Regions from separate parts of the Homo sapiens genome. Here region 2 is linked to region 1. Evidence: read pairs that join two places in POLR2A ChIA-PET (ENCODE). Cell type or tissue: PC-9. All regions are shown on one strand. Links, peaks and the distances in the headings refer to the core of each region. The heading gives the core; the rest is flanking DNA. Region 1 overlaps CRIM1 (cysteine rich transmembrane BMP regulator 1). Region 2 overlaps VIT (vitrin).

Region 1 (11,690 bases), core at 4,035-8,034:
TGTTTCTGAAGCTGATTCCTTGGTTTAGTGGCTTTATACCACCTCTGCATTGCATAGAAAAGGGGAACCCGGACATGGCAGAATAAAGAGCTCAAGTGGCTGGGCACGGTGGCTCACCCCTGTAATGCCAGCACTTTGGGAGGCCGAGGTGGGTGGACTGCCTGAGCCCAGGAGTTCAAGACCAGCCCAGGCAACACAGTGAAATGCCATCTTTACAAAAAATACAAAAATTCGCCAGGCAGGGTGGTGTGCACATATATTCCCAGCTACTTGGGAAGCTGAGCCTGGGGAGGTGGAGGCTGCAGTGAACCATAATTGCACCACTGCACTTCTCCTTGGGTGTCAGAGCGAGACCATCTCAAAAAGCAAACAATAAAAAGAGCTCAAACATGAAAAGTGAGAGAGGCAGGACTCAAAGAAGAGTCTGTCGTGTTACCTGGGGCCTTGCACTCCTGCACTGTGCCTTGAATTTCTCCCTCTCTGCTGGCTCTATTTATAAACATGCTACATTTCTAAAATTCAGGAAGTAAACACTCCTCCTTGAGCTCTTACTTTACCTTCAGGCTACAATTCTAACCTGCACCTGTTCCCTTAGTCCCAACTTCTTGAAAGCATAGTCAGTGCTCATTTAGGTGCAATGTGCCTGCCACCCAGTGCTGCACAGAAGATCGGCATGCACAATTCTCCTCCACCCACCACCACCATCACCTCCTTGGTCTAGGAAGCCCTCCTGCCTTTCTTCTCCATTTACTGAAATCCTGTTCATCCTTCAATGTTCACAGAAAATGCCACAATTTCTGATTTTCCTAGTCAGAATATAACTCCTTTCTCAGTAATCCTGTGCATTTTTCTCGTACCTGTAAATTATGAAAGTACTTATTTCATTCTACTTTCTATTCTAGTGAGTGGTGTTCATGCCTGTCTCCCCAAGAAAACTGGAAGCCTCTTGAGTTCGGGCCGTACCTTATTTATCACTCAAATGCTCACTGCATTTAAACCTTCTTTGGTTAGAGTTTAACTGACACCAATTTATTCTGGATCTTCATATTATTGTTTTTAAGATCTCAGAGATGCAGTGGAGATAGGTCTTTAGCTTTGAAGATCCTACAAGGATCCCAAACTCCAAACACTCAGATAACAGACCCCTGAAATGAAATAGATTGAGTCTAGAATAAGGAAGAAAGGTAAGAGAAAGGTAACAGAAATTGAACGTATACAATCTGCTATGACAGTATTTCATATTTCAGGCCCCAAATACTGCCATGAACCACCTTAGCTTTGTTAAATTGGTAAACAGGTGAGTAAAAAATTGAAATATGTTAATATTGCTGGAAACAGGCCAATAAACAAAGCTATTTCAGTGTAAAGGGGAAAATGCAATAGCTGAGAGGAAAGAAAGGCAAACAGAAAACAGAAGAGGTATGGTGGGCGAGACAGTAGGGGAAGAGAGAAGAGGGGTGAAGAAAAGGATGTCAGAAAAAGTTACAAAGCATTTAATCACCACAGACACAGGAGCTAAGTGGTCTGGACAAAAAGACAAAAGAATAAGGGAAGGACTGCAACATCTGCACCATGCAGAATGACAGCCTTCTGAAGAGGACAGAGTCCAATGGGAGTGGCGGGATTCTGGGTGGACGGTGCCACGTCTGTTACCTGCTGAAACATCTAAACTGACCTGGATGCTCTTCCCACCCCTCTGCTTCCCCGTCCAACACCTCCAACATGCTGAGGAGCAGAATCAGAAACAGAGCCCTGGCAATGGCTTCAGCTGCACAGCTGGTCATGCTCTGAAGCCAGGACAGACTGGGCTCAGGAAAGAGGCTGTTCGACTACAGAACAGATTCTCCCATTAATCAGGAAAGCTCATGGGAGGAAGAATTGGAGCCAGTCAGCTACTGGTCTGGATATGGCTAATAATTTCTGTCTTTGGTTTCTGGAGGAACTGTGCCAGGGTTTCTTCCAACTGCACACAGCAAATATGACTTTCCTTCTGTATCTGAAAAACTGGCAGCAAAAACACTGAAAAGAAATGGGACTATGGCCAAAAGGATAAGCTTAAATGAAATTAGGCGTAAACTAAAATCAAATGACAGGTCAAAAAATACTAAACCTGTGATGTCTCTTCCTTTCAGAAGACAAACGCAGTGTTGTAGTAGGAGTTACATCTTGTTTTCTAAATTCTGAATGTGTTTTATACTTACAGATACTTTCTGATAATCTGTTCACAGCACCTTTATTGATTGTTTTCAATCAAGGAACCGGTCATTCTAGTCTTAACTTCACATGCTACCTCTCTCCTCACAAGCTTGCAATGGCAATAAAGTTCCCATTCTTTTAGCATATCATGAAAGTTATCTTTTATAATTTAGGTTCCTCAATGGCAATAAAGTCCCATTTTTTAGCATATCATGAAAGTTATCTTTTATAATTTAGTTCCATAGTTCCAATCCATTATTATTATTATTATTATTATTTTGAGACAAAATCCCACCCTATCACCCAGACTGGAGTGCAGTGGCACGATCTCTGCTCACTGTAACCTCCACCTCCCAGGTTCAAGTGATTCTCCTGCCTCAGCCTCCTGAGTAGCTGGGATTACAGGCACACCCTACCATGCCAAGCTAATTTTTATATTTTTAGTAGAGACAGGGTTTCACCATGTTGCCCTGGCTGGTCTTGAACTCCTGACCTTAAGTGATCCGCGTGCCTTGGCCCCCCAAAGTGCTGGGATTACAGGCGTGAGCCACTGTGCCCAGCCCCAATCCATTATTTTTTTAAATCATCAGACACTCATTAACTATCCCCTAGATGCCAGGCACCGTCCCTGCTTTCAGAGGATATTGGCAGGCACACAGGAAAATAAAATGTGGTATGATAAGCACACAGACATAGACTAAGTATAATAAGGTCCTACCACATAAGTCCTCAGTTAGGGGATGGAGGAAGAATGATTTAAATGGTATGGGCTTCTCCACATGCTCTGGAGTGTGCATGAGATATGACACTCACAATCTTTCATTTCCCCCAGCTAGCCTTGGTTCCACCGGGATTCTAGTGTGACGATAATCATGCCTGAAATAGTAGATGCATGTAGTGAAAAACTTACAGAAAGAATCTATGAACAATTTTAAAGGGAAGCCAAACAAATTGGGATATGGGTTGTGTTGACATCCCTGGGGAAGAAACAAAAGCCTTCTCCAAAGGTCAGAGAAACAGCCTACAGAAGAGACAGAGGATTAGATAAAACAGCACAAGACAAAGCTGAAGAGCTGTAACCAAGAGCTACCAAGGTGGAATTTTCACAATTTTACTGATGTGTTCCAGGTAGTGAAACACTCTAATGACTTGATTTCCAAATAGCATCACCACACGAAGAAAAGGACTCAGAATCACTTCTGCCTCCAGTATACTCTCAGTTTCTCAAGCAGGTAATTTTGACTCCCCTTAGTTTTTGCCCAGTCTTACCCATCTTAGGAAATGGTACCAACTGCTCAAGCCAGAACCCTGGGGTCACTCTGAAGTCTACCCCCAACCTCACCCCCAAATCCAACCTAATTGAGCCCTTTTAACTGTATTTCCAAATGGAACAGAGAATCTATCCAACTCCTCTGCTAGCACCCTGGTCCAGCCACATAGCAGTCTCCTGGCTGGGCTCTTCTTCAGTGGCCTAAATAATGTTTCTGATTCTACTCTAGCTTCCCGCTACAATCCATTTTCCACATGGCAGCCACAGTTGATCTTAAAAAGGGCATCCTCTCATCTCCATCTGAAGCTTCAAACTCTTTCATGGATTCCTATTATACTTAGAATAAAATCCAAACTCCTTACCATGTTGTCTGTGTAACTGAGCCCTTCCCTGCCTCTCCAGCTTCCTCTTCTGCCACTCTCCCCAACACTCACTCAATACACTACAGCCACATCACAACTTTAAGTCCCTCGGGACACAAAACTCTTTCTCCCATACTGGGGTCACTGAACATGGGCAAGTTCACTCTGTCTAGAATGTTCTTCCACGAGCTCTTTGCACAGCCAGCTCCTTCTTACCTTTCAGTCCAACTTAAAACATCAGCTCTTCAGAGGAGAGACTTTCTCAAGCTATCCTATCTCAGTCTCAGTACCCTGTACGTCAACAGCAATCACATAATTTTATTTTTGCCACTTAAGACTGAAAGCTCGGGGGGGGACTAGAACCTTATCTGTCTTGTTTGCCCTGAATCTAGCACAGTGTCTGAACAGAGCAGGCGCTCAATAAATATTTGTTGAATGAATGAATGAATAACAGATTAAGGAAAACTAAGTAGGCATTTGCTAAGGGCTGATAACTACCCTATCCAATGTAACTCTACAGAATAAACATATAAACTTCAGACAAAACAAGCTTTTGTGTGTCATTTAACTTTTAGGCTGCTTTTGAGAGCTGCATTTAATTTTAAGGCTATAAGGATTTGTATATAACAGCACTGCTTCCTAATATTTCCATGTCAGAACCAGACAAATGGCCCACAATCACCGGTAAGATGAGAGCAGAGATGCCAAAGCATGAAGGCCTTCAGCAGTGAGAAAGGCATATGGTACCCAACTGAATTCCCATTAAAAAAGGTGCATTAGGGTGTGCTGCTATTATTCAGTCTCAGGAGAAGCTCATACACAGAAACCTATTGGATGTAAAGCAGGGAAAACACAAATATATGAAGATGTCTCCAGCATACTGTTATGATGTATATTTTTTAATTAATGGAAAATCGGATCTCACCGTTTCATTCTGCAAAGCTTAAAAGTGACCTTTTGCTAATGATAAATGACAATATGGTTGACATATGAATAGGGCTGAAATAGAGCACCCCCATCCAAATACATACACTTTACAAGTGTATGTAATGAAACTAGGTTCTCTTTTCAGCTGTAGAAGAAACATCTTTAGCCAGCTGAAAATTCAGATGAAAATCCAAAAACTGCAAAGATGAAAGAATTGGAACACGGTGACTAAGCCAATGAGCTCAAAATAAGAGATCGCTGACTGCATTTTTAGTACATATCCATTGATACGCACGTGTGTAGGTATCTAATTTTATACGCAATTTGTATTTGTGTGGGATTCTGTTTGTCTGCTTGTTGGTTCTGGGCTCTCTCTGAAACAACAAGCCATTCAATTAGGCTCTGCCGTGGAGCACAGAGAAGAAACATATTGCTTTTGGCCTCACAACCGTCCTTTCCCGCTTGTGTGAAAAGCCTGTGTTGACTGTACTGTGAAAAAAATTAAAGGACAGAAAAGCCCTACTGTTGTAACTATGCCAAAAAAGTATAAAGAAACAAACCCAGATGCTAGAATTTGAGGCATTTCCTCTGCTATGAGACTATGTCCTTTAACTGAAGGTCAAAGGAACATTAAAGGGCTTACATATTTCAAAGTGGTAAGTGGATGTTTTTTGTGGCCCTCTCACTTTATGCATGCAGGTGACATACATTTCACTGACATTTAACAAGCAGAATTTATTCAGCAGCATTCAAGGAAAATCCTGGTATCGCTTTCAAACATGATTTATTTATATTTCTAGCGCTTTATATTAATACAGATTGGTTCATTTTCCTGACAGCCTGAGTCCCTCCCAAATGCCAGTAAGTGAATAAAGTCATTCGTAAGCCCATTTCACATTTACTACCTACCTCAATGTGTCTAGGTGTTGTAATTTTATAACCTTTTTCCTGGGGATATTCATTTATTTTTGATGCTGCAGATAATAGTAACTAATGTGAGATATACTCATTTTACTTCTCTTCTTAGGAAGTACTTCACATAAGATTTAAAAGATCTGAAATGTCTTCTCTGGTAATAGAAAACAACAGTACCTCAGCTCATGGGAAATATAACAAAATCAATCATGTTACATTATGTTAAGCAAACATATATCAAATGGGCCACCATTTGTATACCAAATTTAAGATATCAAAGATATATAAATTTAAGATGTATAAAATTTTGTATATCAAATTTAACATATAGCAAATGGGCCACTATTTAAAATTCATTTGTTTTAAATATGTCTTAAAAACTTTGATATGAGTCATATGGCAAAAATCTTGATACAAAGGTTAGTATGACTGAGGAATACACAAATAATACAAATCCATGAAGCATCAAAGTCAGTATATGATTTAAAAATCCCTCTGAACTGAACAGTGACAGAACTGTCAGATGTGGCAAATATTTCAATAAAGAGAGCAGTAAAATACAGCCAAGAATTCCCACTGCCAATCTCTCGATGGCCAAATATGGAGGCTTCTCCAAAACACAATTTCACTTGGGCTGGGCAAGAATGGGTTAAACGCAGAAATCTGGTGACTTCCATTCTATGTCGATCTTTACCTTTGTCCTCGGTATTCCGTGCGCCCCCCACCCCCTGCGCCCCCATTTGTAGAAAACTGAAACTGCAAGTTAACAGCTACTCCCCTTTTGCTTACTGGAGTTCTTGGTTATTTACTGAGAATGTTTCAAATAATTCTGTTGGGCGTCATCACAGTTACTAGTGGACATACCATCTAATCATGACCCGTAGCAGCTCTGGTCTACCTAAAGGGAGTCAAGCTTTCTGACTTGTTGCTTTAGAAATGTCAACAAAAGGAAGACAGTTTTCGACTTTATCTCTCATATTTCCTTTGAATTCAATAGGGTCAGCTTCACTAGTGTGCGGGAAGCAGATAGACAACACAATTTAATTGCAAAGTTGGGTGTGGTTGTTATAGTGATAAGGGAAATGAAAATGGAAGCAGTTTGAATAATATTTATTTCAGGAGTCATAGCTTATCCTCTATAAGCTATTTACAAAGTGCATAATATTACATCGATTCTTAGAAACGAACCACTGGAATGTATCTCACGGGTTAAGAGTCTATAACTAATGTGCACCATTAAGGAAGACCAAAATTCTCAGGAAACACTTAACCAGAGAATGTAACACTATTATCGGCACTGTCACATTTAATAGCACACAGGTAACTGTACACACACACACACACACACACAAAGAATAAGATAAAAATAATCACATGGTTGCACTTATTTCCACATATTACCTATGATATCATCATGGATGTATATGTGCTTATATACATGTAGCTATATAAATTCATACATGCACATGGGACATATTTGTATACAATGTTCTTCCGGCACATAAAGTACAAAAAATACAAGTGACATGCATAATTTTTTTCAGAAAATGCATTATTTCCTATGCATATGAACACAGACTATTTATTATAAATCCATACAGAATACACTCTCCTGACTAAAGAGGTTTAGTTCTTGATATATCAAAAGGACCCCCAAGGGCAACATTATAATAAGACCTGTACCTAGACAGACATGAAGCCAGGCTGAGAGGCATGAAAGAATATATACACAACATTTTTGGGAGTTCCATGCTGCAATGAAGTGTTAACACCACATAATAATTGTATTTGAAAAATTCCAGATGAAACAGAAATAAGTTAGGTCTCAATCAGAAGGCAATCTGAAGGTCCTATTGTAATTAGCAATCAAAATGCCAAAGGGCACCAAGAACATGTAAGTGGAATAGTATTTTCTTTTTAGTACCACAGAGATAAATGTCACTTTAGATGTTATATGCAAGATATTTATTTAGGCAGTTTAGAACCCTGACTAGTACCCAGATCTGCGTCAGACACGACTGAGAATATGAGAATTTGTTTCATGCCTTAAAAAAGTCAGCAAGCAAGGTCCTCTGAGGTCAGAGCAGGACCACCATGGAACAAGTCCCAAGTTCCCTCCTCAATGTGGCTTCAAGGATACTTGCAGACGCCACGTTAATGCACCCTGCCATGAACTCAAACACTGAAACAAGTGTCTTTTCATGTACACTGTTGCAAAACCACAACTCTGATATTTATAAAAGGTCTGTGAGGCAGATTGGACTTTTTTTTTTTCCAAAGCAGCAGGAAGAGTAAATAACAATATTTAATAGAATATAGATACATAAACAAGATCAGAATGTGTTTTAGGAATCTTTAAAGTGTCCTTCTGTTAGAGGATAACCAGTGTTTTCACCTATCTTTGTATTTTCAGGACTTTTCCTCTTAATAACAGAACATGGGCACACATTTTAAAGAGAAAAAAAAAATCCACTTTCTAAACTGGGTGAAAAGACAAAAAAAGAAAACCCTGACAAGGACAAGATACAATAGTAGCTCATTTTACTTATATAAACAGCTTTCCTCTATGTCTGTAAAACTTGGATTTTATCTGCAGACAAATAAATGGATATATTAAGAAAAAGACACAGCAATTTTTTAACATTATTAAATTCCTGTATTGTTCTTTTGTTATTGGAACAGGAAAAGAAAGGCTACTGATAAGGATAAAGCACTTCATTTGCTTTTCGGGAAATTGAAAAAAAAATCCCAGTGACAGAGAAAAGAATAATGAAGTGTAGGAAAACTAGGAAGTTGTCAACCAGAAACAAAAAAAACACATCCTCGATTTAGAGGGACATTCCAGTTCCTTAAAAACTCACACAGACATTAATTCATGTTAATTCCTTCCCTTTTCCAACTTTACAGGCACCACTTACTGCTGTCACCTCCTCCTGATGCAGAAAACACTTAGCAAGAGAAACCACGAATCAAAAGCAGGAAGGCACACTGTAAGAGTATATCCCTACCTTTGCATGTATCATCAACCAATGGGAATCCATTATTCTTATCTTAGAGCGTATGCACCATTAAAAGAATGGTCTCATAGCTTTTGAAACAAATTATTCAAATGCCCCAGAACAGTATGCTTAGTGAAGGTCAATATGAACTAGGGAATGAGTCAAATTTTATTATTAGAATGCTTCTTTAAAAAAACTCAAATATTTAATTTTAGTGCTCCTAAATACCTTTCTTAAGTTACACATTTCACAAAGAACAAAGAAGTGCCAATTCTAGAAGTAAACATATGTGTCTATAAATCACAAAGTAGCTTTTAAACTGATTAAAGTTAGCTTTGATTCTTGTTTATCAATGTCTTCTAGAATGTCTACCGGGCATAACACTATTCAGACTGGGTATGGCTGCTCTACCCTCATTATAACTCCTTGTGTCTATGATCTCTCCCACTAGACTTCTTAGGGCGAGGTCCTTTCCATATTCATCTCAAATGCCCCTATGCAATGGGCCAGCCCCAGGACAATCCTCCCCAAGTGAGCAGGGCTCAGTCAGGAAGGGGTATCATTGACTGCAGAAATCCTTGCTCCTTCTTTCTGGATTGAATTCAATATGAATTTCACAATTAAGATTAAAATGTGGGGATGCTGGCAGAGGTAACACTCTAGGGTACAACCAATCAAAAAGGGTAAATTTAAATTTAAAATTTTTCCTAGATTATAGTTACTGGTGGAAACGAGAGAAAGATGATGCTGGGCTTCTGAGGTGGAAAAAAACTAAAAGAATAGGGAGGGCATAGTGGGAAAAAGACAAATTTGGCAATCTTTACAATTTTCATGTAAGGTTAGCTCTATTAACCTTCAACAAGAACTGGAGGAAAGTAGGGCTTTGCTTAGTGGTATATTTTTACGTATGATGGTATGCATTCAGCCCTGCTTCCTCCCATTAGCAAATTATTTTCTTTTTTAATTAAAACTCTCTTTATTTAAAAGAGCTTTTTTTTTTTCCCCTCTGAGGATCTCTTAATCAAGATACTAGTAAATATATAATACTGGCAAGACAGGAGAGTAGAAAAAACACAGTGTCTAATAGAGATTCCTTACCTATAGTGATAAAATTATAAGAACATTTGAAATGATCACTTTTTTGACTGTCTGTGAGTTTATGCTAAAGTGGTTATGCTCCCAGACTCTTTCTTGAACTTCCCTTGCACAGACTTTTTTTTTTTCTTCTCATAAGCAGGATATAAACTGTCCAGCTTGGTTGAGTTGTCCAAAATCCCAGATCATGGTCTTGGAATACTAATTACACTAACTAACGAGGTTTTAATTGCCTGACAGCTCCTGCTTATGCAAACCCTCTGGTTGATGGAGACAAGCCTGGGGCTGCAGCTCCGCTCTGCAGGAGGCGGAGAACCCCTGTGGACACAGAAGGGACAGCTCCAGCTCCCCTTAGAGGGAAGGGAGCTCTGCCATGGGGAGTGGTCTCCACTCACAGCATCCTTTGCCAGCAGCTCAGAAGGCCTCCCGGGCTGGGATTCCAGATCCTTTCTCATGTCAGGAAAAACCTTTGTGGGGGCCAGGGCTTAGCCGGACACAGCTGGGCAAAGCAGCAACTCAGCAGCTCTGTGTTACAGAGCACACGCCGAGCCCTGGGAAAAACTGAGAGGTCACCTACAGCCAAGTCAGAAACCACAAACACGCGCAGGAGTGCTCAGGGCTACCCCAGCAGTGAACATGTCACCCTGCTAAGGTCAGTCATTAGACCAACATTTTTTAGGCATCCTGGGTTGGTGAAGTTTTAGGCACGGCCCTCAAGAACACCATTTATCTGGCTCAACCTGTCAGGTTGTTTTTGTCCTTGCAATATTAACAATAAGTCTCTTTTAAAAACACATAGTAAGTACATTCTATTTAATCCTGAAATAAAGCCCAGATGTAGCAAAACCTGCTCACCTACAACTTCTGGTGCTCCTTTAACCAACCTGGGATTAGGTATGGAAAGAGGACAGAAAAGTGCTTGAACTAGGCACATCTTTGGACAGAAGAGATGGCTTCAAAGCTCAGAGTTAAGAGTTAAAGCAAAGAAGAAGGTGAAAAAAAATCCATGAATGAATGGTATAGAACATTATTATGCTGTTTACAGATGACTGTATAGAAAGTATCACTCTAAATGTCAACTGGAAAATTTGTTTTTTATACCAATCCTTTTTGTAACCTAATGTGTAGGAATAAAGAGGCTCCTTTACACTCACACTCCTGTTGGTAACTGGACATAAGATATTTAATCGTGACTTCCTTTTTTTTTTTTTTTTTTGACGGGCACAAGAAATCACAACAACCAGAAGGTCGCTGTATGACTTCCAACAGTTAAAATGCAGGTATAATTATTCAACCAACAACTGCTCCTCTCCAACTGGTCTCAGGCCAAGTTCCCTGAGTTTCCTGTTTTTATTTCCCAGATAATTTGAAACTGGTTTCTGCCTTTTGGTAACCCTTTTATTTTCCTGGTACCAGTTATCAAGACATCAGAACAACGATTTAAAACATGTTTCTAAGGACAATTCTCCCCAAAATTTGTATCTGTAACAAAAAATTTTTAAATATTAACTGTCAACGTAAATAAAAGTACACTACTTACAAAAATATGTAACTTTGTCTACACTTTCTTTCCCAATGACATCGCTAGAATTTAAAATGAAACACATGTACTTGTATTTTAAAGTCACTTTACATATCTGTGTTTACAGATATACATATACATACACACGAATATGTATATGTGTGTGTGCTTCTGTATATATGCTCCAAAAAAGAAAAGACAAAGAATATTGTCAATTTGTGATTGTCTTTACAAACAGAGTGGGATAAAATTTAAAGTTGCATAATGGTCTTACTGCCTTATAAACAAGTACCTTTGATGGCACTTGGGAAGCTAAAGGAAAAATCAGCTGGGACCTTGATGATAATGAGATCCCTGACCCACGCAGAAGGTGAGGTTAAACGTGTTTTCCTTTGGTCAAGGGA
Region 2 (11,690 bases), core at 6,005-10,004, 290 kb before region 1:
ATTGTGCATTCACCTGTTCAGAATTCTTCTTCATAGTCCACTCATTCTCTACAGAATAAAGCTCAAATTCCTTAGTGAGGCATTACAAACTCTTCATGAAATGGCCTGCCTTCCCTTTCAACACCACCTCACTGCAATTCTCCTGAGTAATCCTCTCTTTTGACCCCAGCACACCTGGGCTTTTGGTCTTTTCTCCACACTCTGCATGTCAGTACCTTGGCTCACATTCACATTATTGTTCTATCTGGACTGCTTTACCAACCCTCACCACAAACCCATCCATCTTTCAAGCTTCAGCTCCTGGGCCACCTCTTCTACATAAATCACCCTGATTTCCTAAAACCAAAATTCATCTTCTTTCATGCATCCATTAATCATTAAAAAATAAAAGTATACGTACTATGTGCCAGGCAGAAACAAGATGCAGGTCCTGGCATCAAGTTGTTTTGAGTCTTCCTGCGGGAGACTGGCATGCATGCATCATAACTAACATTTGCTGAACATATACTAAGTGTCAGTAATATATTAACTCATTTAATCTTCACAACAACCCGATGAGGTAGAGACTATTTCTTGCTTTCATTTTAGAGGTAAGGAATTGGAAGCATGCAAAGGTTACGGACTTTCCAAGGCTAGGAAGAAGAGGAGCTGGATTCAAACATTCTGAGTCCAGAAGCTCTGCATTTCTCCCCTTGCCATAGCTGTTTCATAGTACGTGCACTTACTCCATCTTCATTCTAATTTAATTGACCTGAGTTGACATCGATATTGTTTTATTTATTTATTTTTGAGACGGAGTTTCGCTCTGTCACTCAGGCTGGAGTGCAGTGGCGTGATCTGGGCTCACTGCAGCCTCCACCTCTCGGGTTCAAGCGATTCTCCTGCCTCAACCTCCCAAGTAGCTGGGATTACAGGCATCCACCACCATACCTGGCTAATTTTTGTATTTTTAGTAGAGATGAGGTTTCACCATGTTGGTCACGCTCGTCTCGAACTTCTGACTTCAGGTGATCTGCCCGCCTTGGCCTCCCAAAGTGCTGGGATTACAGGTGTGAGTCATTGTGCCTGGCCCAATATTGTTTTAAAGCTTTCCAGGTGACTCTACTGTGCAGACAGCATTGGGAACCTCTGCTGCTAGGGGTGCAGTGATGGCAAAAGGGTGGATGGGCACATACGCCTGAAACGTGGGGACTGGGAGGGGCTCAAATTTCTTTAATTGGCAGGTTGGAAAACAATGAATGAGTGAACAGGAAAGGACAGGACCCAGCGACAGAGGAGCTTCAGAACTGGGAGTTGTTCAGCCAGGCTGGGAGAGGAATCAGACTGTCAGAGAGGGATGAAGGGCCATGTCAGCCTTGAATGTCATGCCTAAAGAATGTGGAACTGATCCTTTAGGCAACAGGGAGACATGGAGGGCTTAAAAATTACTTTTGCATTCATCATTTTTAATAAGCCCCCTAGAGGCTTACTTGAGCCACTCGCTTGGAAAAAAATCTGCCCTAGCAGACATGTAGGATTTATGTAATGTTGGTGTTTGTCTGATCTACAATGCTACATCGGGGAGCACCCAACCATACTCTTTGTCCATGAGGTAGAAAGAGCCAGTATCCATCTGGAAACATTTACGAGTTATAAGAGGCTTGTGCTGTGTTTCCAAAATGCCAAAAATCCCTTGGGGACAGACATCTCTGAATGGGGAGAGGCCACATCTGCAGCCTTGCTTTCTTCATCTCTGCCTGACCGTAAAGCCTCCTCCGCTTGTCAGTGGATGTGGGTTGATCTGGTGAGGACGGGAAAAGGAAGCTGGCACTAGGTGGGCGGGGGGGGGAGGTCCTTTACAATGTGGTGGTGGCCTCTATCTGTACATAAACCTTCATACAGATGTATTCCTCTGGCTGAGGTCTGAAACACTGCATTTCCCGTTGCCACAACACCAGCAGCCACCTTAGGGTCATCACTACAATCCCCCAGGATTCTGTGAAAGAGAGAGAGAGTGCCAGAGGGGACAGTAGTTTTTCTTTCTTTCTTGATTTTTCTTCTCTTCCCAATTCTTCTTTACTTCCCTTTTTTTTTTTTTTCCTAAAGAAATTCTGGCAGAAAATGTGAGCCAAGTAGGTAAGGAAGGCAGGGGAAATTTTGCCTTTTCTCAGTATGGTGGTTCCTAAGAATGCACAAGGCTATTGAAGATGTACTCCGAGTCAGGCTACGTGGACTGGATGGACACTGTTGGTGGCCTACGCAGAGCATCGTTTTCCCCTTCCTCCTTCCTAACAGAATCCCGATTTGGTAAAGGAAATCAGTGCAGCCCGGCCACTGAGAGGAAGCGGGTCCATCCACAGCTCCCGGGCAGATCCCAATTCGAGGCATAAGGCAAGGATGGTTAAACATCCCCGCTTGCTGGCAATTGCTCCAGGCTTGGGCCCATCAGCACCAGGCCCTTGCCAGGTGATTGTACTAGTTACTAGTCCAGGTGGGCTGTGTCCTGGGTTGTAACAGGCAGAATGGAAGGACCTGAAGCCTGTGTTTTTTGGGGAGAGGGTGCCTCTCTTGTTGGAAATGAACAAGGGGGCAGGTTGTTGGGGGTCTGCTGGCTGCCATCTTGTGACCACGAGAAAAGTCCAGCCGAGGAAAATGCTAACTCGAGGGGAGGAGGGCAGCCAGGCAAATCACAGAGAAATGAGTCAGAGCTATGATTTGTCTTGTGCCTGGGGGCTGGGCCTGCCCCTGGACTGTCTGTTATGTGAGATAATACATTTCCCTTTCACTTGGCTGGCAGCTGAAAAATTATTCCTAACTGCTACCTAACTCGCAGTGGCCGTCCATACAGTGGTTTTAACTAGAGAAGGCTATAATAATAGGGGTTTATACCAGAGTCTGCAGAGAGTTTTCTCACTAAACTGTTTTCTCATTTGAACCACCGAAGAGCCCCTTGAGGAGGTGAAATGGACATTATAATTCCTATAATTCAGAGCAGGGAAGTGACTTGGCCAAAGTCACAGAGCCCAGGTCTCCAACTTAATATTGCGCACTTTCTACCCTGCCAACTCCTCACATGGTTGTCACTGTAAGTTTCAAATGATTCTATGATTTGTTCTATAATGCTATAATAAAATAAAAATGCCACTCTTCATTTGCATAGTACTTTTCACTTTTCAAAGCCTGGTTACATCTACAACTGAAGCAGCTCAATTATTATTGTCAGATGCAGAGATGACAGTCACTGAAATGTAAATGACTCAGCTGGTCAAAAGCTTGTGATCTAGCAAAAAAAGAAACTGAAGCCAATTGAGGCCTCCCCTGGGATTTTGGAATCGGGATTCTGAAAGCTTCAAAAGCTGTGAGCGCCAAGTTGCAGGTCATATGGGGCCCTGAATAAGATGTATAAGAGGACGGCAGAGAGAGATGGAGAGAATAAGTGTGTGGCCCTGGGAGGAGCAGGGGGAGAAGATCCCTTCATTTCTCACCACTTTCCAGGTTCTATTTCCAGTCTGAAGAAGGTCCAGCTGGACTCTGTCTCCTGTGCATGATATTGATGTTTTTGAGCCTTTGACTTGAGCCAGTTTAAGTTGGTTTCTGTTTCCTGCAGCTTTAATTAAAACCCTTCTCATATTTATTGTTCTAGTTATGTCCTGTTCCCCTGAAATGATCAGTAGTAAAATGAAAACACTCAAAATGAAAAGGACACATGTGCTTGTCTTTTGGTAGCATCAAAGCAGAAGGTCCCTAGAGAGGCTACGCCAACCCTGAAGCCAAGCTCTGGGAAGAAGTGTGGCAAGAAATCCTGTGAGCTGTCGCAGCCACTGAGAAGGTCCAGGATAATCAGGAAATAAAAAGTGGAAGTGGGTGACCTTGAAACCATGCTGTCAGAATGTTGCTGTAGAGTTTCCTCATATATTTATGACAGTAGTTCACAACCAGAGGTGATTTGGTCCCGCAGGAGACATATAATAGTGTTTGGAGACTTTTTGGGTTGTCGCAACTTTGACAAGAGAGGGGGATGCTGCTGGCACCTAGTGGGTGGAGGCCAGAGTGGAGATACTACTGACCATCCTGCAATGCCCAGGACAGCCTCCACAACAAAGAAGTGCTCAGCCCCACAGGCCAATAGCGCCAGGGCTGAGAAACTGATTTATGAGAATGTTTATTTCTCGATGTATTTATGAGAACGTTATGCTTACTGACATTCCAATCTAGGAACTTCCCATAAATATTCTATGTACTTTTGTGATAACTAGAATGTGTATCCCCTTCTCCAGGATCACCTTTCACCACCAATAGTTAGAGAAAATCCTGCAGCAAAGATGTTTCCTCATGGGCAGTTGGGTGGGGTTTAAGACCTCATCCATGTACACAGCTGATGTATGCCCGTGCCATTAGGTTCGTTGATCCATGTGGCATGTTTCTACATGTCAGAAAACCAAAAAGGGAAAGCCTTTTTTGGTCTTGTGTTTCAGACGGTTATTTTGTACTGTGTTAGGAACCTGACATATGGTAATGCTTACCACATCCACAAAGGCTTCGACCAATGGTGATTTCTAGAGACACTGCAAACAGTAATTACATTTCTGAAGTGGTAGTTTAGATCTTATATTGCCAGTGGGAAAAAATACTAGTTTGCAGGCATGCCCCAAATGAGCTCTAAAGAACCCCTTCCAAGAGTTATTTATCCTGTGTAATGGAAAGGGGCACGAAGATCAGTAAATCTAAAGGAAAGAGGCTAGGACCTCAAAAAGACGAGGTGGGCCATGATTGCTCCTCTTAGTTACCCTGGAAACCGTGAGTGGTTTAAAGATTCTCATGAAGCTTTGGAAGATGAGTTTCTCTCATCACAAACTTCTTTGCCTAATGTGTTTGACACTGTGGATTAGCCTTGCCTCCTCCCCGTTCTTCCCTTTGGGCTTTGAGGTTTGTAGTTGCCAAAGGGCCGTCTACTGTGAATTTGGAGCTGGGTGTTTGGTTCTGCTCAACTATGATCCCTAGAGCCTGGACTAGCCTGAACACTCTGTGCTTTTTGGTCTGCCTTCAATTCTGAAGCACAGCAAAACATTCTCAGGTCCGGCAAAACTTTCCAGCTGAGATAGGAAGGAAGATGAGGGTGCGTCTGCAAGATCCACACCCTCCCCTCTGCTGCTCGGTAGAGAATGGGCTCCTCTCAGATGACAGAGTTCTGAGAGGCAGACATGGGGCTCCCTCTCAGAAGCACATTCTTGAATCCCAGCAACCAGAGACCTGGGTAAAACGGAGGGTGTGGAGGATGGTGTCTGTGGCTCAGGAATTGAGGGCTGTGGAGGATTAAGCCTCAGGAATTTCCAGGGACCAGTAGAAACAGAGTCATTTAGAAGCAGGAGACCCAGCTCTCCAAAGGCAACCACCTAATGTCCTACTTCAGAGGCCTTCCTGGGAACAATCCCTGCTCTGAAGGAGCCCTCAGACTCTCCTGCAGGGCCCCCTGACTATTTTGGCCTGGATATATAGCGGCCTGTTAAATGAGACGGGATTGATCCCTTTGCTCTTCTTCCTGGGAAGTTTTAGAAGTGTAGAGTTCATGCCCATAGTAATAACTATCATTTACTACATGTTTCCTATATGCTGCACATGGTACACAGGTGATTTTACTTAATTGTCATGGTGATCCTATTGGGTAAGGACTATTGCACCCATTCATCAGAGCAGGAAATTGAGACTTAAAGAACTTTAATAAACTGCCCAATCTGGCCAGGAGTGGTGGCTCATGCCTGTAATCCGAGCACTTTGGGAGGCCGAGGTGGGTGGATCACCTGAGGTCAGGACTTCGAGACCAGCCTAGCCAACATGGTGAAACCCCAGCTCTACTAAAAATACAAAAATTAGCCAGGCATGGTGGCGTGCACCTGTAATCCCAGCTACTCCTGAGGCTGAGGCAGGAGAATCAGTCAAACACCGGAAGGCAGAAGTTGTAGTGAGCCGAGATCGTGCCACTGCACTCCAGCCTGGCGACAGAGTGAGTCTCCAAAAAAAAAAAACAAAAACAAAAAACAAACAAAAAAAAACCCCAAACAAACAAACAAAAAAACCTGCCCAAGCTTACAGAATAAATATATAGCAGAACCAGAATTCTATCCCAAACCTCAAACACTGAACTCCATTTAACATCTAATTTTCCCACTGTACAAGATGATTTTATCTTTGTTTTTACCTTGATGCCAATATCCCAGGCTTTTTGAGATACTTGGCTGACAATTGTTAAAACACACACTGTAAAGTACATACCTTCTATAATAAAGTGGTCTTAGTTACAAGGTTAAGTGATTTTTCAAGCGTCATATTTGAGCCTGAACTCACTCACAACTCTGTCTCACACGCAAACGTTATTTAGGGTAAAATGATGCACCAGGCATATTTTTAAGTGTAACCAGGCATAACACACCCATCTAAGTAAACATTTGAGTGTATTGTAATTGACTGTGTAATGGGATGTTAAAATAAGATGATCCTTTGGTCTTAGTTTTGGTTGAGGCCTCAAGACAATAGGTGCCAACCACTTCCATGTTCCAAAGTGGTCTCTTTGAAGCTCCTCTCACTATTGCCTGAAGTGGGCTGGGTGTAGGGGGGTGGGGGTAGGGGAGCCACCTGCTCCTCTTCTGCATCTAGGTAGGGGAAAGAGGAGGGAAAATGCCTATAACTTGTCTTTAAGAAGTTTTTGCTCTCTGATCTCTGACTCCCTCTCTCAGCTTCTGCAACCTCTTGCATGGAGAGGTCATCAGCCAGAGATCTTGGTTCTCAATCAGCTCCTTTGAAAAGAGAGCTTGGATGCCCAGTAACCCAATTTGAAGTGGCTGAGTAGTTGTGTCTCTGGGGCTGATGTCTGCCTCCGTGGACTTGGTGTCTGTCCCATGATTAAGTCCTCTACAGGAGAGGGGAAGAGCTTGTGGCAATCAGAACTCTCTGTGTGACAGAGTCAGCCTGGGGTTGTTTTAGCTCTGGTCTGAGTCAGGTGCATGGAGGGCTGAGGAGCCTAGGCAGAAAGCAGCCAGACAGAGCTTACCAGTTGCCCAAGGGCTGAGGGAGGAACTGTAAACCCCCAGACAGAACGGATTTATTTCAAAACATCCAGGGAACTACAGGTGAGGAATCCCCAACGCAGTAGGGGAGGGTATCTTCACAGCACCCATAGACATGCCCTATGGGAACAAGAAGCAGCTGTAAACCCCTGTGAAGCTCAGGGAACCTGGATGCTGGCTCACAACAGTACCAACTAGTGAGGCCTGTCCCTGCCTCTCACCTTTCCTCCCTGTACCCACTTCAACTCTGGACACGAAGAGACTACCGTTGGTGGCCAAGGGGAAGAGAGGTAAAGGCGCAAGGCAGAGAAAGAAAATTCAATCATGCCCCCTTTCCACTGCAGAAAGCAAGCCTGGATGTGGAGGATGAGACTTTAAGCTTGAATATCATCTTTACGTTTTTAAGGATCACGTAGTATTACATACATGTTAATGACTGAATTAAGATTGTTTGGGAGTGGAATATGAACAGGGTCTTTTTTAAAAAAAAAAATCCTCTGAGCTTGGCCTGACAGATTTCATCCAGAGCAGAGGCAAGAACTGCCCCCTAGTGTGTGAGTGAGCGGTAGGCGGTGTCTGGGGGAAATTGAGGCATGTGAGGATGGCACGCTCTGTGTCTGCTTGTCCAAAGCGCACCCTTGGGCTTCCCTTTCCTGCTCCTTCAGCTTGCTGCAGACACACTGGCCTCCCAAGCATGGTTCCACTCAGGGCTGTTTCATTTGCTTTTCCCTCTGCCTGGAATGCTCTTCCCTGAGGGACCCACATAGGTTGCCTCCTGGCTTCCTTCATCTCTCTGTTTAACATTCACTAAATCATGCAATGCAAATCATCACCCTGACTGCTCTCTGCATCCTACTTTGCTACTTACATTTTTCACAGCCCATTATCACCACCAGGCCTCTTACTGTATTTGTTTATTATGTGCCCCCAGATTGAGAAAATGGAAATGTTTTTGTTCACTCTTCTTCCCAAGAACATGGGATTGGGAATAGCACATGGAGGTGGCCCAAAAAATATTTGCTCCTGCTGTTGTTGAATGTTATCTCTCTTCCCCTGAATTCTTTTTGCCTTTTGGAGTGCAGATTTACTCACTATGGTGTATAAACACGGCCAGTCTGGGCAAGTTAACTTGCACCTTTATGTCCAAAGCATGTTTTCTCTGTCTGGAACAAAAAGAAGCCTGGTGAAGGGAATTCACATAGCATTAAGGTGCCAGTGACCTGATCCCTTGGAAACTAGATGTAAGGTTCCCCCGAGGGCATAGGTATATTTTTTTCTTTTTGAATAAGAGAAGAAAGAATGTAGAAACAGAATGCCTTCTCACTATAGCCTGAAGGGCAGTTTTTATGAATTTTACCACACGTCCACACAGAAGTTTAGCCTTTCTCGAACTGAAGGAAAGAATTTGAGAAATGTTTACTAGAGTCTTGTCAATGTAGAGACCCTTATCAGGGAAAGTGATTTGCTGAAGTAGTTTGAGTCATAAGGAAGCATGATTCTTTCTGCGACAAGCTGCTGAGTTAACCTTCCAGTGAAGATAAAGGAAAGGTTTTGGAGACTGGCTACACAGAGGGTTTCATGATGGAGGCTCCTCAGTGTTCCCTCCACTCGCACCACCTAACTCCCCCTAGTCAGCTTTTCCCCATCCACCCAAAAAGGAGATTATCCAAGAATGACAGAAATAAAAGCCCTCTTCTCCTGACAAAACTTCCCCTGTGAGTTCCTTGCCTCCACGCCTCTCCACTGTTATTACTACGGTGTCTCTACCTGCAAGGAGGTACATTTTTTTTTTTAAAGAAATTTCACTTGGCTTGATAATTATGTTTTCAGGGATGGCAAAGACTAATTTGGTGCTGTCACAGAAAAACCAGGACCATGTGTAATTGTTGCCTGGCAGGTTAAGAGTATGACTTTGGAAGTAGACCTCTTGGATTTGAAGCTGAGCTCCATCCCTTACTAGCTGTGTGGCTTCGGACAACTTACACAACTTATCAGTGCCTTCGTTTTTTTCATCTGTATAATGGTGATGGTAAAAGCCCACCTCATATGTTTGCTGTTAGGGTTAAATGAATTGATATATGAAAAGGGCTTGAACAGTGGGTGGCACATAAGAATAGCTCTGGAAGTGTTAGCAGTTATTATTATTATTATTATTATTTAATTGAGATAGGGTCTTGCTGTGTCACCCAGGCTGGAGTGCATGATCATAGCTCATTGCAACCTCGAATGCCTGGGCTCAAGTTATCTTCCTGCCTCAGCCTCTTTAGTAGCTGGTACTACAGGCGAGCACAGCCATGCCTGGCTAATTTTTTAATTTTTAGTAGGGACAAGGTCTCACTATGTTGCCTGGGCTGGTCTCAAACTCCTGGCCTCAGGCAATTCTCCTGCCTCAGCCACCCAAAGTGTTGGATTCACAGGTATGAGCCACCACACCTGTCCTATTATTATTGTTGTTGTTGTTGGGGTGATGGTTAATCATTATAACATCGCCACCACCACCGCCACCATCATCATCATCACCACCAACATCTTGCAAAATGCTATGTGTGTTTGAGGGCCAGGATTTTCACTGTCTTCTGCAAACCACAGGGAGATACATTTTAAGACAGTGAGAGGGAGACCTTTTGAGGTTTCTCAGATTACGACCATCACAGAAGTTGCCTCTCTTATTTATTATTTGTTGATTGACTAGCTCAGATTCCCTGGATAAAGAGATGGCAACTAGTTTCTAATGATTATATTAATATCACATAATTCCATGAATCTATTTGCTAAATGTATCCGATGAGTTAATGTGTAAAAGTTTGAAGATTATTACAAATGGTATGTTTCACAGCTTATCTGATTTCTTTATTATAGTCACATATAATTAAAAAAAATTAACTAACATTTGGCACTGATCAAACCTCTTTGCCACAGCTCTGTGGGGTAGGCAGTAGTAATAGACCCATTTTATAGATGAGAAAACTGAGGCCAAGAGACTTTAAGTAACTTGCCAAAGTTAACACATTGAAAAAGTAACAGCTTTCCGCCTAACACCCACATGACCCATAGCACAGGAAGGTCCATTTTTGCCTTGACCTCGCATGTAAGGCTTTAAATTAAGGCATTTGACATTCTTTCCGAATGGGGTTATATTGACAGTCACAGAAATACAGCAGAAAGCTGAAAAAAGTCTTTCATACAACTTGGACCCACAGTCTCCAGTACACTATGTATATGTGTGTGCATATCTATCTATCTATCTATCTATCTATCTATCTATCTATCTACCTATATATCTATCTATATCTATATCTATATCTATATCTATAATCTCCTCTAATCATCTTCTGAAGAATATGGAGACATCTATATATATGTGTGTGTATATATATATATAACCCCCTCTAATTGTCTTGTGAAGAATATAATTATGTCAAATTTCATTTTTGTATACATGTAAGTCTCTGGTTAGGTAAACATGCATATTTAAAATATACCATAATTTTCATAGCACTATTTCGATACTTCTTCATTTAGCAATGTACAGAGAGTCTCAACAGTGAAATTTTCCTGGCCACATTTTGACACTGGAGAGGTCCCAGTGCATAGAACCATAGGATTGAGAGGGAAGCTTAGAGACTATCTTGTGTAACTTCTTCATTTCGTATGTGATGAAATAGAGATGGAGACATTGAGTAACCTCTCCAGTGCACCATGGCTAAATGCCCTTCTACTGACAGACAGGCCCATTGTGTTCTGTCTTGTCCCCACTGCTGCTGATGCTTGGCTCACACCTCCAAGTGTTAGCAAGGAGAGGGGAAGTTGCACATGTGGACACAGCATCATGGGAACATGTTGGGGGCCATGAAGTTTTTATTATATAAATGCTTTCTAAAGTAATCTTTTTTTTTTTAATATGTGGGGAATAAAAGATTACATTTCTTTTCTTTTCTTTTCTTTTCTTTTTTTTGAGACCAGGTCTCACTTTGTTGCCCAGGCTGGAGTGTAGTGGCGTGATCTCAGCTCACTGCAACCTCTGCCTCCCAGGTTCAAGTGATTCTCCTGCCTCAGCCTCCCGAGTAGCTGGGATTACAGGCACCCGCCATCATGCCTGGCTAATTTTTGTATTTTTGGTAGAGATGGGGTTTCACCATGTTGGCCAGGCTGGTCTCGAACTCCTGACCTCAGGTGATCCACCCACCTCGGCCTCCCAAAGTGCTGGGATTACAGGTGTGAGCCACTGCGCCAGGCCAAGATTACATTGCTATAGAAGTTTTGACATTTCAAAACTCCTTTGGAGCTGAGAACCACTATTGACCCTTGTGGCCGCCCTGGGAGGGAGGGTGTACAGGCATTGCTATTTCTGTTTTCCAAAGAGAGAAACAAAAGTCAAGAAATGTTATATATGTTTTCCAAGGTAATAGGTAGTGGCAGAGCTGTTACTATAATTTAGGACTCCTGGCTTGGCGCATGCATTGAACCATACTGCTTTCCTGTATTCAATGTGTCTTATAGGAATCATAGCTGAGAACCATTCTCAAACCTCATGTATTTTCTCTGAAAGAAACTATTCTTCATGTGATCAGTAACTTGGTGGAAAAGACAGATCTTCTTAACAATATTCATGAATTAAACAGTTTTAGGATAGATATTAAGCATTTCCAA

Evidence for each region. Peaks named below come from ENCODE experiments on the same cell type or tissue, not always from the same donor. Only the 100,000 strongest peaks of a DNase experiment are listed, where the experiment ranks them.
Region 2: POLR2A ChIA-PET joins it to region 1 with 5 read pairs; 2 of 35 experiments call an interaction of 5 or more read pairs at or near these places.

Annotation. Positions count from the first base shown.
Region 1 is chr2:36,406,994-36,418,683 of GRCh38, reverse strand. The region is part of intron 2 of CRIM1 (cysteine rich transmembrane BMP regulator 1); the gene reads right to left. LOC124905989 (a long non-coding RNA gene) reads left to right here. Exons shown (of 2, transcript XR_007086282.1): 2 at 1-2,337. Among named protein-coding and RNA genes, the nearest start is that of CRIM1, 57 kb to the right of the region's middle. In PC-9, for the core only: no CTCF peak of the experiment used is centred there; no DNase peak of the experiment used is centred there.
Region 2 is chr2:36,698,249-36,709,938 of GRCh38, reverse strand. The region is part of intron 1 of VIT (vitrin); the gene reads right to left. The region is part of intron 2 of LOC124905990 (a long non-coding RNA gene); the gene reads left to right. Among named protein-coding and RNA genes, the nearest start is that of VIT, 7.4 kb to the right of the region's middle. In PC-9, for the core only: a CTCF peak has its summit at 8,211; a DNase peak (open chromatin) is centred at 8,398; H3K27ac peaks cover 698 bases.